Regions from separate parts of the Homo sapiens genome. Here region 2 is linked to region 1. A link is a loop called in an ENCODE intact Hi-C map of the cell type or tissue named here. Cell type or tissue: breast epithelium. All regions are shown on one strand. Each heading gives the region's core, and the rest is flanking DNA. Links, peaks and the distances in the headings are about the cores only. Region 1 overlaps NUP188 (nucleoporin 188). Region 2 overlaps MIGA2 (mitoguardin 2).

The links. A loop is a pair of places that touch in the nucleus more often than their neighbours do. Peaks named below come from ENCODE experiments on the same cell type or tissue, not always from the same donor. Only the 100,000 strongest peaks of a DNase experiment are listed, where the experiment ranks them.
Region 2: a loop joins it to region 1, with 13 times the contacts of the local background. A loop is called at or near these places in 1 of 110 quality-filtered maps.

The regions. Positions count from the first base shown.
Region 1 is chr9:128,993,751-128,999,976 of GRCh38, reverse strand. NUP188 (nucleoporin 188) reads right to left here. Exons shown (of 44, transcript NM_015354.3): 28 at 5,535-5,604; 29 at 5,054-5,121; 30 at 4,463-4,658; 31 at 1,749-1,826; 32 at 1,354-1,439; 33 at 660-805; 34 at 172-353. LOC101929314 (a long non-coding RNA gene) reads left to right here. Exons shown (of 4, transcript XR_007061810.1): 3 at 5,943-6,087. Among named protein-coding and RNA genes, the nearest start is that of SH3GLB2, 31 kb to the left of the region's middle. In breast epithelium, for the core only: no CTCF peak of the experiment used is centred there; a DNase peak (open chromatin) is centred at 1,335.
Region 2 is chr9:129,055,886-129,062,266 of GRCh38, reverse strand. MIGA2 (mitoguardin 2) reads right to left here. Exons shown (of 16, transcript NM_001329990.2): 7 at 2,996-3,113; 8 at 1,617-1,717; 9 at 921-1,036. It also overlaps the pseudogene LOC124902334. Among named protein-coding and RNA genes, the nearest start is that of DOLPP1, 22 kb to the left of the region's middle. RefSeq lists an enhancer at 1,988-3,187. In breast epithelium, for the core only: no CTCF peak of the experiment used is centred there; no DNase peak of the experiment used is centred there.

The DNA.
Region 1 (6,226 bases), core at 1-2,500:
AATGGGCTGCTTCTGCTTTTCTGCAGTGTCTGATCTATTAACCTTTCCCACCAGGCCGTGAACTCCAGAAGTGCAGCGACTATCTGTCTTGATCACTACTTATCCCCAGAGTCAGGCACAGAGCTGGCGGGCAGTGGAAAGGACGGATGGCCTTCTAGGGCACTGTCTCACCCCATCACGCTGGTCCCTGTGCCGGGACCGAGAACAGTCGTCAGTCTCCATGCTGTCCTTGTCCTCTGTGGCACTGCCTAATGCCAGACTGTGGCGGGTCTGGTCGAAGAGTGCAATCACTTCCTCTTGGAGGGTCTCACAGACATTCAGCACCAGCTGGGAGTACTGGGGGATGTCACTTACTGTAGAATAGACAGGGAGGGACACTGTCATGCTCACCAGGCCAACTCTCACTGTACACCAAGGTTTCCTTCCTAGGAAGGGGCTGGAGATGTACTAGGGCGCTAGGAGGGACAGCATCTGTCCAGTGGGAGAGGAGGGAGAGACACATGAGGGAAAAAAATAGCTTTCTTGGGGTAAGAATTCCATGACTGGAAACTCAAAAGTCCCAGAAGAAATGTGTGGCCCTAAGCTGAAGGAAGCCCTGCCTGGCTGTCAGCAGGAGTGGGCAGACTGCAGCTGCTGCTCCCCCTGCCTCTGCCCCTCACCTTTCATCTCCTTCATTTGCAACACTGTGATGAATGCTGAGAACACCTTGGCCTTGGTCTTCTCCATGAGTTGCTGGTCGGCCTGCAGCACTCCCTCCAGGATCTCCGTCAAGGGTCCAAGGATTTCATCCACAGAACCTAACTCTCTAGAAAGAATACTGGGTGGGCCAGGCGTGGTGGCTCATGCCTGTAATCCTAGCACTTTGGGAGGCCAAGGCGGGTGGATCACCTGAGGTCAGGAGTTCGAGACCAGCCTGGCCAACATGGTGAAACCCTGTCTCTACTAAAAATACAAAAATTAGGCATGGTAGCGCGCACCCGTAATCCCAGCTACTAGGGAGGTTGAGGCACGAGAATCACTTGAACCTGGGAGGTGGAGGTTGCAGTGAGCCGAGATCGCGCCACTGCACTCCAGCCTGGGCGACAGAGTGAGACTCCGTCTCAAAAAAAAAAAAAAAAAAGAATACGGGGTGGGGAGTGAGACAAAATACCTCATAAAAGGCCACACACTGCCCCTGCTCCATCTCAGGATATCCACCAGTCTGCCTCACCCTCCTATCTGCTATGTCACTCCCATTCCTCAAGATGGAAAACCAGCCCAGCTTCCACCCACTATTTCTCCCTTTCAGGAAGGCAAGCAGGCACTGACAAGAAGGCTCTGGCCTCGGGCTTGCCTCTCCTGGCACAGCCTCACCTCTTCCACTGCCGGAGGAGGATAAGCAGCAGAGTGCACTTCATGGAGCCAAGGCGAAGGCAGTTCACTGAGGCTGGAACTAGGAGCTGAAAGGAGACAGCACACCAGTCAGAAGTCAGTGGAAAGATTCGCATGCCATCCACAGGGCACCTCCGGCCTCATTGCCTTTCTTCCCCAGCAGTGAGCTCACAGGAGTGGAGTGGAGGGGGAGAAGCCAGGGTTGGCATGGCAGCAGCAGAGCTCTGCTGACCCACTACAGTCTCAGGCCTCCCAGGCCAACGTGAGCCCTGTGACCTGACTATTTGTGCGGCTGGCTGGCAGACTCATGACCTCTGCTATTTGACTTCAAAGACAACCTCCCTGGGAGAAATGTAAAATCTCCCAGACACACTTACTAATGCTTTGGTTCCATCAAGCACGTCAAGAAAGAGCTGGCGACGCACCACAGAGTCAGTCAGGTGCATTATATCTGCCTGCAAAGGAACAGAAAAAGGTTTCAGCTGGGAAAATTTTCCAGATTTTAGAGGCCAAGAAACATGGGGTCCTCTGCTAGGCAATTAGTCATTGGTAAAACAGTCTCCCTGATTTAAAATAGGGCTTATATAGGCCGGGCGTGGTGGCTCATGCCTGTAATCCTAACACTTTGGGAGGCTGAGGTGGGCGGATCACGAGGTCAGGAGATCAAGACCATCCTGGCCAACACGGTGGAACCCTGTCTCTACTAAAAATACAAAAATTAGCCAGGCATGGTGGCGCGCACCTGTAGTCCCAGCTACTCGGGAGGCTGAGGCAGGAGAATTGCTTGAACCCAGGAAGCGGAGGCTGCAGTGAGCCGAGATCGCACCACTGCACTCCAGCCTGGCGACAGAGAGAGACTCCGTCTTAAATAAATAAATAAAATAAAATAGGGCTTATAGTCTGGGCAACATGATGAGACCCTATCTCAACAACAACAAAAAATGTTTAATTAGCTGGGTATGGTGGTGCATGCCTGTAGTCCTAGTTACTTGGGAGGCTGAGGTGGGAAGATCACGTGAGCCCTGGAGGTTGAGGCTGCAGTGAGCCATGATTGCACCACTGCACTCCAACCTGATCAACATAGTGAGATCCTGTTCCCTAAAAAATAAAGTAAAATAGGGCTTGAAGGCCCTGCTGTTCTTCTGTCAACCCTTAGATATGGTCAGAATCAAGCCCAGGTTCACCTCCTCTTTGAGACTCTGTCCTCCCTCTGCTTAGAATCCTTGAAAGGCTTCCCAGTGCCCGGGAAACGCAAACCAAGCTCTTCAACATGGTCCAAAGACCCCACAGGATCTGGTCCAACTGATGTAGTATCAGTCCCATCTGTGCTCACTCTAGTCCAACCCTGCTTGCCTCTTTCATGAACATATCAAGCTCTTTTCCACTGCTGGAACTTTGCACTTGCAAGTCCATCTGCCTAGACTTCTCTCCTCCACGGGCTCCACCTGGAAGGCTTCTTCACACATTCAGCTCTCAGCTGGGACATCACCACTCAGAGAAGGCCACCCTGACTACTTCTATCTCATGTGTTCATTACCACAGCACTTTAATTATTTCCTTCACAGCAAATTATCACTATCTGAAACCATATTTTTTATTGCTAAATTTGTTTATAATTTACCTCCTCCATCATAGGGCACTCTCTATGCGATCAAAGATCTTATCTGCCTTATTCACTGCTGCATCTCAATGCCTGGAAGCGTTCCACTAATGCCATTAAGAGAATGAATGGGTGACCAACATCCTGGACTTAGGTTTCTTTCTCTTTTTTTTTCTTTTCTTTTGTATAGGTAGACAGGTGAGACAGAGAGCCAGATAGGTTTCCTTTGGGGAAAGAGGATGGTGGGATTTTCAGAGCTACAATTCAAGAACTGCTGCCTAACTAGGGCCTAAAAGGCAGGTGACATAAAGGTTATACCCTGGGGAATCAACCATTCTCAAAGACAGGTGAGCCTTTAAGTGTGTTTGGAGCCTTAGGGGTCCAAAACCACCATGCCACAGCAAGAGTAGCCACAAACCTGCCCCTCCTAGGCTCAAAGCTCCAAGCATGTGGGCAGTCTGGCACTAGGCAACAAATTTCACAGATGTAGGAGGTGCTTGGAAAAAGGAGGCATCTATCAAGCTGAAGTTGTTCATGAAGTCAAAAGATTAATCTGGGCCAAGCGTGGTGGCTCACACCTGTAATCCCAGCACTTTGGGAGGCCGAGGTGGGTGGATCACCTGAGGTCAGGAGTTCGAGACCAGCCTGACCAACAAGGTGAAACCCCATCTCTACGAAAAATACAAAAATTAGCTGGGCGTGGTGGCAGGCACCTATAATCCCAGCTACCTGGGAGGCTGAGACAGGAGAATTCCTTGAACCCGGAAGGCGGAGGTTGCAGTAAGCCAAGATCGCACCACTGCATTCCAGCCTGGGTGACGGAGCAAGACTCCGTCTCAAGAAAAAAAAAAAAAAATTAATCTGGATACCCCAAGAAAGAACACTTCAATACCAAGTCCTTATGATACAGCGTGACGGAGTCAAACCACAAAAAAGCCAAGAACAATGCATTTCTTCCAGATGTTATCTCTCTCTCTCAAAACCAACTCCCAGTAGACAGAGTACAGAGACAATGGCCTCTGTTCTTTTTCTAAGACCAGGAAATGCAGTTTCTAGAACCAATGACAAACTGCTTTTTAGAGAGGGTGCTGCTGCAGCTGTCACAGCTCCCTGCTGACTAGTCAACAAGTATTTATTGACCTAGCATCTACAAGGTACACAGCACGAGAAGACAGTTATGCCTTTGCACAAGAGGCAGATGCAGCCAGGGAGCAGCTAAGACCCAGCCAAGGCCTAAGGGAGGTACAGGAGGCTTTAGGAACTCTGAAAGGATTTCAAATCACTTCTCTGCATTCCTCTTAATGGTCTCCTGGACCCAACACCCTCAAATACCCCACAGTCCCAATCTCTCAGCATAGAACCTATTACAGTTTAGCTCTCAGGGATAAACCCTGATTAATTCTTCCGCACAAGGAGCTGTATCTGCTAGGCTCATGTCAACACATCATTGCTAAGGTACCAAAGTGAAAACTCTCCCCAAAAGGGTCTTACATGAGTGGTGGCAATGATGAGAAGCATCCTCCAGGCGGACACCAGCATCTGGTACTCTAACAAGGAGGTGCAGCTGCTGCCTTCTGTTTCGGCCACGTGAACTGCCAATGACTTGACATACCCTGACCAGTAGGCAAAGCGTTTCTCGATGGAAAATTTCTTCAGTGTATCCTTTAATGACTGGTCTAATGAACCCCTACAGTGTCAAGAAAAAACCTCCAGTTAGATTTTGAAAGCAGATGGGAATATAATGGGTACAGACCCTTGTTGAGGCAGAGAAAACGACCTTGCATGGGCTTAAAGGCAGACGGCTCCAGGACACCTCCAACGTGTGGGTTAGGCTGAGGCCTTTCCAGGATTCCTCCTCCATAAAATCCCAGTTGCATGGAGTTTGCTTCACAATAACTCTTTCTGACAATCATAAATGCCATCGGTGGATTGGCCAGGAACACAGCTCACTGGCCTTCCATGAATGGTTCCAAACCAGTTCTCTCCTCTGCCTTGGCTCTTCCAGCCATGCACCCAGTGGTAGGCCACCAACTCCCACTCCCCCAACCTTCAGTTAAAATCTCAAGAGGGGAAAGTACTCACTTTACTACATAGTATATCTCCAAGCAAATTATCTTCATGATTAGGGCACAGGTTTCCAGGATGCTGGGCTGTGGAGATAGCAGAACAGGCAATTATCACATCTCTGATCACTGATCTCCCCCAGTATATCAAACAGGGAACAGAGCAGGGGCCCAACACTTGCAGAACAAGTTAGCACAACCCCTGTTGAATGTGAATGTCCTGACTTGCAAGAGCAGAGGCGTCAGGTCCACAACGTCTCCAACTGAATGGAGAAGACCACAGAGCCACCAACACACAGTAGCGCAAACCACTTTCCTTCCCAAAGCAAGACATCAAAGGGACAGAAAGCTGGCACTTCCCTGAGAAAGACGTTTCTAGTGAAGGGAACATTCTGTTGTTTAATTAGGGGAGGTATCATTGTCTACGGCCCCATCTCACAGCCCACAGCCTTTCCTCCAAGGGACTTGTAGCCACCATCCTGCCCTCTGCCACAGCTTACCTCTGATGTTTCAGAGGGAGGAGAAAGGGTTCCAAACAGCGGACTGGTTAAATTTTCCCAAAACTTGGGTCTAAAAAGGAAATAAATGTTTGAAATCATAACTTTTTCCCTCTCACAGTCATTTTCTCCTCTCTCAAGCTCCCTTTGGTGGTCACTTCATATTTTACCAGTCTCAATCCTAATATGTGTCTGATAAGTCAGTTGTTCCCGTATAAATGAAAGGTTTCCATAGATAAAATTACATTTTCCTCTCATGAATCACACTTATGCATTATAGAGTTGATCAATAAAAACTCTTCAAGATTCCTTCCACTGTAGATTCCCAAAAGCCCCACAGAAGAGGAGGGAGGGAAATAAGACAGCAGACTCCCAAATTTAGCCTTTTAACACTCCTTCCCTTTGTGCCAGCAGGTCCAATAGAACGGAATGTTTCATTCAATCCAGTGACTTGAGCAAGCGCCTCTCTCCTGAATCTACTGTTTCTCAAGAATAATGAGTTTTGATGCAGCTAGTTAGCAAAAGGCAGGAACACAAAAGCAACTGAACCTTCCAGGTGCTTAATATTTAAAGATCCTTAATACTTGCAGCAGCATTAGAAAGAGAATTAGTGTAAAACTCCCAGGTATTGAACCAGGACTAAGCACTCTTATTCCCAGTGAACTGTCACAACAAACCTCTGGGATAAGAGCTAT
Region 2 (6,381 bases), core at 2,020-4,519, 60 kb before region 1:
GAGCCACCCTGCCCAGCTCCAGATAAACTTTTAAACATACATACTGAAATCTGCAAGCCATGATCAAAAAGCCAAGTTCTCAGGCTGGGTGTGGTGGCTCACACCTGTAGTCCCAGCACTTTGGGAGGCCAAGGCAGGTGGATCACTTGAGGTGAGGAGTTTGAGACCAGCCTAGCCAACACAGTGAAACCCCATCTCTACTAAAAATACAAAAAAAAAAAAAAAAAGTCAAGTTCTCAGTCTCTTATCATAATAAGATAATAATACATAATACATAAAAATAATACAAAAAAGTTAATAATAACGTTAATATAAGATAGTGAAGAGGCCTAAACATAACCACAGACAAAGAAACTGAGGCTAAGAGAAGTTAAGCGACTTGTTCAGGGTGGCAGAACTTGGAGTCTGGGCCTGTCTGTCCCCACAGCCTGGGTACCTGACCTCTCCTACAGAGGAGCTGTGTCCAGACACTGCGCTTAGGACCAGTGCCCCCTGTGTGGCTGTGGCTGTACCCGCTGAGAATTTACTTTTGTTTTCATATGGAATGCTTAGTAAATCTGCATGTTATCCTTATGCCGGGACCACGTTCATCTTCTCTGTATCATTCCAATTTTTTTTTCAGTGTATGTGCTGTAGAAGCATACACTCTCTCAGAATTTAGAACTGGTAGTAACTATTGTTCTTTATTAATTATGTTCATTTGTTACTGTCATTATTGGTATCAGACCTGCCAGTATGGGTCCATCCAGGCCCTCTGCAGCTGGGGGAGGAGCTGTCACCAGCTCACCACGGCCCTCAGGCAGCCTGGACTCACTCAGGCTAAGTCCTCGCCAAGCACCGCTGGCTTCTCCGCCTCCCGCAAGGGCCAGAATCACCCATCGCCTCCTGCTCCCTCCCTCCCTCCCTCCACACCTGCTCACCTGAGGGTCCGGCAAGGCACTCTCCCCTCCTTCACCAGCTGCAGGGCCTCCTCATAGGCAGCGGCGGGTCTGGAGAGTGGGATCGGGTAATCTCCAGTCTGCAGGGACTCAAAGAGCTGGGAGAGGGTGCAGAGGAAGAGACCAGGGAAGCCCATGTGAGCAGCACGCCACGGCGCAAGGGCACCTGCCCATTGGTCGGCCACAGCGGCCACCCCAGGTGCCTGCCCACTGCCAACGTCTCTGAGGGGATGTCAGAGGGAACACTGGCCAGGAGGCTCCAGTTCGAGCCCAGTTCTGGCCCTCAGCATCCCCATCTCCAGGGGTCCCTCCCAAAAAGGCCATCTAAAGGACACATGTGCATGTCCTCCCATCCCAAGGAAGGACACAGTGCCTGATCCATGTGCCCATGGCAGGAGACTGAGGCCAAACAATGGGCACAGCGGTCTGGAGAAGGGAAAGGCCAGCACGGGCTGGAGCCCTTCGGGGTGGAACCCCTGCTCTCACCCACAGGACAACAGCCCCCGATTTCTCAGCACCCCCCATCCCCAACAGCTTCGAGGAGGCCCGTGGGAGCATCCAAATTCTCCCATCAGAGGAAATGCCTCCACTTTCCCATGACCCAGTGCTGGCCCCATGGACCTGCAGAGGAGGCCCAGCCTTCACCCCACCCCAGGCTTGGTCCCCACCCCGAGTCACCTCGGTGGCGGAGAAGAAGGAATCCTCTGAAGTCAGGCTGTCCTCATCGTCCGCCCGCAGCCGCAGCGAGCCCTCGGTCAGGGGCAGCATGAGGGTCCTCTCTGGGAAGAGCAGTGAGAGAAAGCGGGGCTGAGACTCCCCACACAGTGCTCAGCTGGAATCCCGGTACACGAAGTCCCCCATCAGGCCCAGGGGAGGCTTCATCCCGAGCCTGTGATTCCCACACTCAATGGCAAAGCTCTGACGTGCCAAGCGCTTCTGTGTGAGGACGCTGGACTCCTCGCCTCAGTGAGTGACCTCCTTCAACACCCACGACATCCTCGGAGGTCGTCAGCCTCAGGTGTGAGCCCTCGGCTGGTGAGCGGCTCTGCCAGGCTCACAGGTTGCACCGCTGGACCTGAGGCCTGAAGGCCCAAGCTCTGCAGGGGGAGGACCTTGAACTGTGTGGCCCCGGGGAAATCGCCTCTCTCCTCTGACAAGCTGAAACTCAGCCATTGATACCAAGGGCTCGAAAGAGTCCACAGCCACTAACCTGGAGTTCCCCTCCGTGCTCGCCCAAGGGCTGAGGGGTGTGGACCTCCAAGGGTGCTCAGGAAAGGATTGTCGAGCAAATAAGCAAAGGCCACAGACCTGCGGCGGGCCACCCTAAAGGTCCCCCAGCCCTTTCTGCCATGTAGGGAGGCCAGAGGAGGCAGATTCCTCCAACAGAGAAACCACACCCAGAGCACGTGGGGAGAAGCCAGGGCAGGGTGCGTGGCTCGGCCGACCCACTCCGGTTCTGTGTCTCCACTGGCAGAGCCAGGCAGCTGGACCCTCAGGAGTCTGAGGGTCCCACAGGGTTGAGTGCACAGGGAGGGGCCAGGGTGTCATTCACTGCAGGGGTCCGAAGAGGACAGTGGCTGTTTGGCAGAATAACTTGGTTCCCCCTCAGTATGTCACATCATTTCACCTCAGCGCACCCAACAACAGGAACTTCTGTTCTTGGCCTTTGGCCTGCTCTGAGTGAACCTCCCGTGAGTCACTCCATCCACCCACCCAGTTTGAGCCACAGGAAAGGACTCGAAGCGAAGGCCTGGGAGAGCCATCAGGGAGATGCTGCCACACGAACCCCAAGGCTGCACCCAAGAGGATGGAGCCAGGTGCACTTGCTGGGGATTCTGGGCCTCACCTCAGCTCTGCTCCAGCCTGCCATGGAGAAGGGAACACCTCAGTTTCCCCATCTGTGCCATAAGGTGCTGGATCACGCGAGGTCGGAGAGCCCTGGGGATTCTGATTCATTGGACGCACTGAGAGAACCACGACCCGGTTCTCGCAACTTCTCCTCACCTCCATCCCTGCCACCCTCCACGCCCACCCCACCTGCACTGGGCCCAGCTCACCGAGGTCTAGCAGCATGCTGTCTGCGGGGAAGGTGGAGCCGAACTCCTCCTGCAGGTGGTAGGCACGGTGCAGCAGGGACTCCAGCTTCTCTGCAAACTCCTTCCGCTGTGACTCTGGCTGCCATAAAAACAAGGACCCTCAACCCAGACCCTCAAAGCTCCCGATGAAAATGGCCCCTTCCCTCACCCCCAGGTCCCTGGGGAAAGGGGAGGAGCTCTAGGACCCAGCAGCTAAGCACATAAACTCCAAAACTTCACTGCTCGATAGAGGAGCCACCAGCCACTTCTGGCAGCTGAGCACTGGAAACCTGGACAGTCCCAGAGTGTAAACACACACCAGATTTCAAACACGGCACCAAAAAGCATAGACTGTCTCAGGAATCTTTTCTGTTGATTACATGCTGAAATGATCACATACTGGACATACCAGGTTACATGAAGTACAGCTGACCCTTGAAAACTGTGGACTTAGGTTGCCAGGCACAGTGGCTCACGCCTGTAATCCCAGCATTTTGGGTGGCCGAGGTGGGCAGATCACAAGGTCAGGAGTTCGAGACCAGCCTGACCAACATGATGAAACCATATCTCTACTAAAAATACAAAAATTAGCCGGGTGTGGTGGCGGGTGTCTATAGTCCCAGCTACTCAGGAGGCTGAGGCAGGAGAATTGCTTGAACCTGGGAGGCAGAGGTTGCAGTGAGCCAAGATCGCGCCATTGCACTCTAGCCTGGGCGACAGAACAGGACTCCGTCTCAAAAAAAAAAAAAAAAAAAAAGAAAGAAAGAAAATTGTGGACTTATGGTAACTGACTCACCCCTGTGCCCACATAGTTGAAAATCTACATAAAAAACTTTTTTTTTTTTTTTTTTGAGACAAGGTCTCGTTCTGTCACCCAGCCCGCAGTGCAGTGGCGCAATCACATCTAACCACAATCTCAACCTCCTGAGTTCAAGTGATCCTTCCGTCTCTGCTTCCCTAGTAGCTAGGACACTACAGGCATACATCACCATACCTGGCTAACTTCTGTATATATCTTTGGTAGATACAGGGTTTTGCCACATTGCCCAGGCTGGTTTCAAACGTATGGGTTCATGCAATCCTCCTGCCTCAGCCTCCCAAAGTGCTAGGATTAGAGGTGTGAGCCACCGTGCCCAGCCCACATATAACTTTTGACTCCTCTAAAAGTAGGGGGAGTTATTAGTAGGTTATTAACTACTAATAACCTATTGTTGACCAGAAGTCTTAATAAGAATGTAGTCGATTAACACATATTTTGTATGTTCTATGTATTATATTCTGTATCCTTATACCAAACTAAGCCAGAGAAAAGAAAATGTTATTAAAGAAATCATAAAGAAGAAAAATGGACCGGGTGAGGTGGCTCACACCTATAATCCCAGCACTTTGGAAGGCAGAGGCAGGAGGATCCCTTGAGCCCAGAAGTTTGAGACCAGCCTAGGCAACATGGAAAGACCCTATCTCTACAAAAAATACAAAAATTAGGTGGGCGTGGTGGCGTGTGCCTGTAGTCCCAGCTACTCAGGAGGCTGAGGTAGGAGGATCATGTGAGCCCAGGGAGGTTGAGGTTGCAGTGAGCCATAATGGTGCCACTGCACTCCAGCCTTGGTGACAGAGCGAGACTCTGTCTCAAAATAAATAAATAAATGAAAGGAAATCATTGGGCCAGGCACAATGGCTCACACCAGTAATCCCAGCACTTTGGGAGTCCAAGTCAGGGGGATCACGAGGTCAGGAGATCGAGACCATCCTGGCTGACATGGTGAAACCCCGTCTACTAAAAATACAAAAAATCAGCCGGGCATGGTGGCGGGCGCCTGTAGTCCCAGCTACTTGGGAGGCTGAGACAGGAGGATGGCATGAACCCGGGAGGGGGAGCTTGCAGTGAGCCGAGATCGAGAGCCACTGCACTCCAGCCTGGGCAACAGAGCGAGACTCCATCTCAACAACAACAACAACAAAATTTATATATATAAAATACACATATATATTTAATTTTAAAAAAGAAAATCATTGAGGAGAAAGGATATCTGCCTGAATAGGTTTCTAATGCAAATGAAAGTGCCCTATTCTGGAAAAAAAATGCCACAAAGGACATTTATTAGTATGGAAGAGAAGTGAGCACTAGATTTAAGGCAGGAAGGTATAGACTAACTCTACTGTTTTTTGCAAATGCAGTCAGGATTTTCATCAGGACTGTCCTTTCTTTTTTTCTTTTTTGAGATGGGGTCTCGTTCTGTTGCCCAGGCTGGAATGCAGTGGCATGATCTCGGTTCACTGCAACTTCCAACTCCCAGGTTCAAGCAATTCTCCCACCTCACCCTCCTGAGTACTTGGGACCATAGGCACGTACCGCCACACCCGGCTAATTTTTGTATTTTTAGTAAAGGTGGGGTTTCACCATGTTGCCCAGGCTGGTTTTGAACTCCTGAGCTCAGCTGGGTGCAGTGGCTCATGCCTGTAATCCCAGCACTTTGGGGGGCGAGGCGGGCAGATCACTTGAGGTCAGGAGTTCGAGACCAGCCTGGTCTACTTGGTGAAAACCCGTCTCTACTAAAAACACAAAAATTAGCTGGGCTTGGTGGTGTGCGCCTGTAATTCCAGCGACTTGGGAGACTGAGGCAGGAGAATCGCTTGAACCCAGGAAGTGGAGGTAGCAGTGAGCCGAGATTGTGCCACTGCACTTCAGCCTGGGCAACAGAGCAGGAGTCCGTCTTAAAAAAAAAAAAAAAAGTCATTATTACAGTATTTATTCTAAAAGCTACCCTTACTGGTGGCCACCATGGGCCAGTCTTCTGTGACGTGCATTGCCTACTGTAGTTCTTTAAGTTATCCCTGAGATCTTAGGAGAAAGACACTCTTATTTCCCTTGACAGACAGAGAAACTAAGACAAGGCTCGGAAGGGGGAATTATTTCCCTGAGGTCACAGTGTAGAACTAGTGGTGCCACAAACTGAATACAGGTGTCTGTGGCTCTAGAGCAGTGCTGTCCAGTGGAAAGCCACGTGCAACATTTAATGTTTGCTACAGACCACAATAAATAGCACAAAGTAATGGGCAAAATTAATTTTAATAATACACATGTGACCCTTGAACAACATAAGTTTTTTTTTTTTTTTTTTTTCTTGAGACAGGGTCTTGCTCTGTTGCCCATGCTACAGTGCAGTGATGAGATCATGGGCTCAGGCAATCCTCCCAACTCAGCCTCCTGAGTAGCTGGGGCTACAGGTGCCCACCACCACGCTCGGCAAATATTTTTGTATTTATTGTAGAGACAGGATCTCACCATGTTGCCCAGGCTGGTCTTGAATTCCTAGACTCAAGTGATCCTCCCACCTTGGTCTCCTAAGTGTTGGGACTACAGGTGT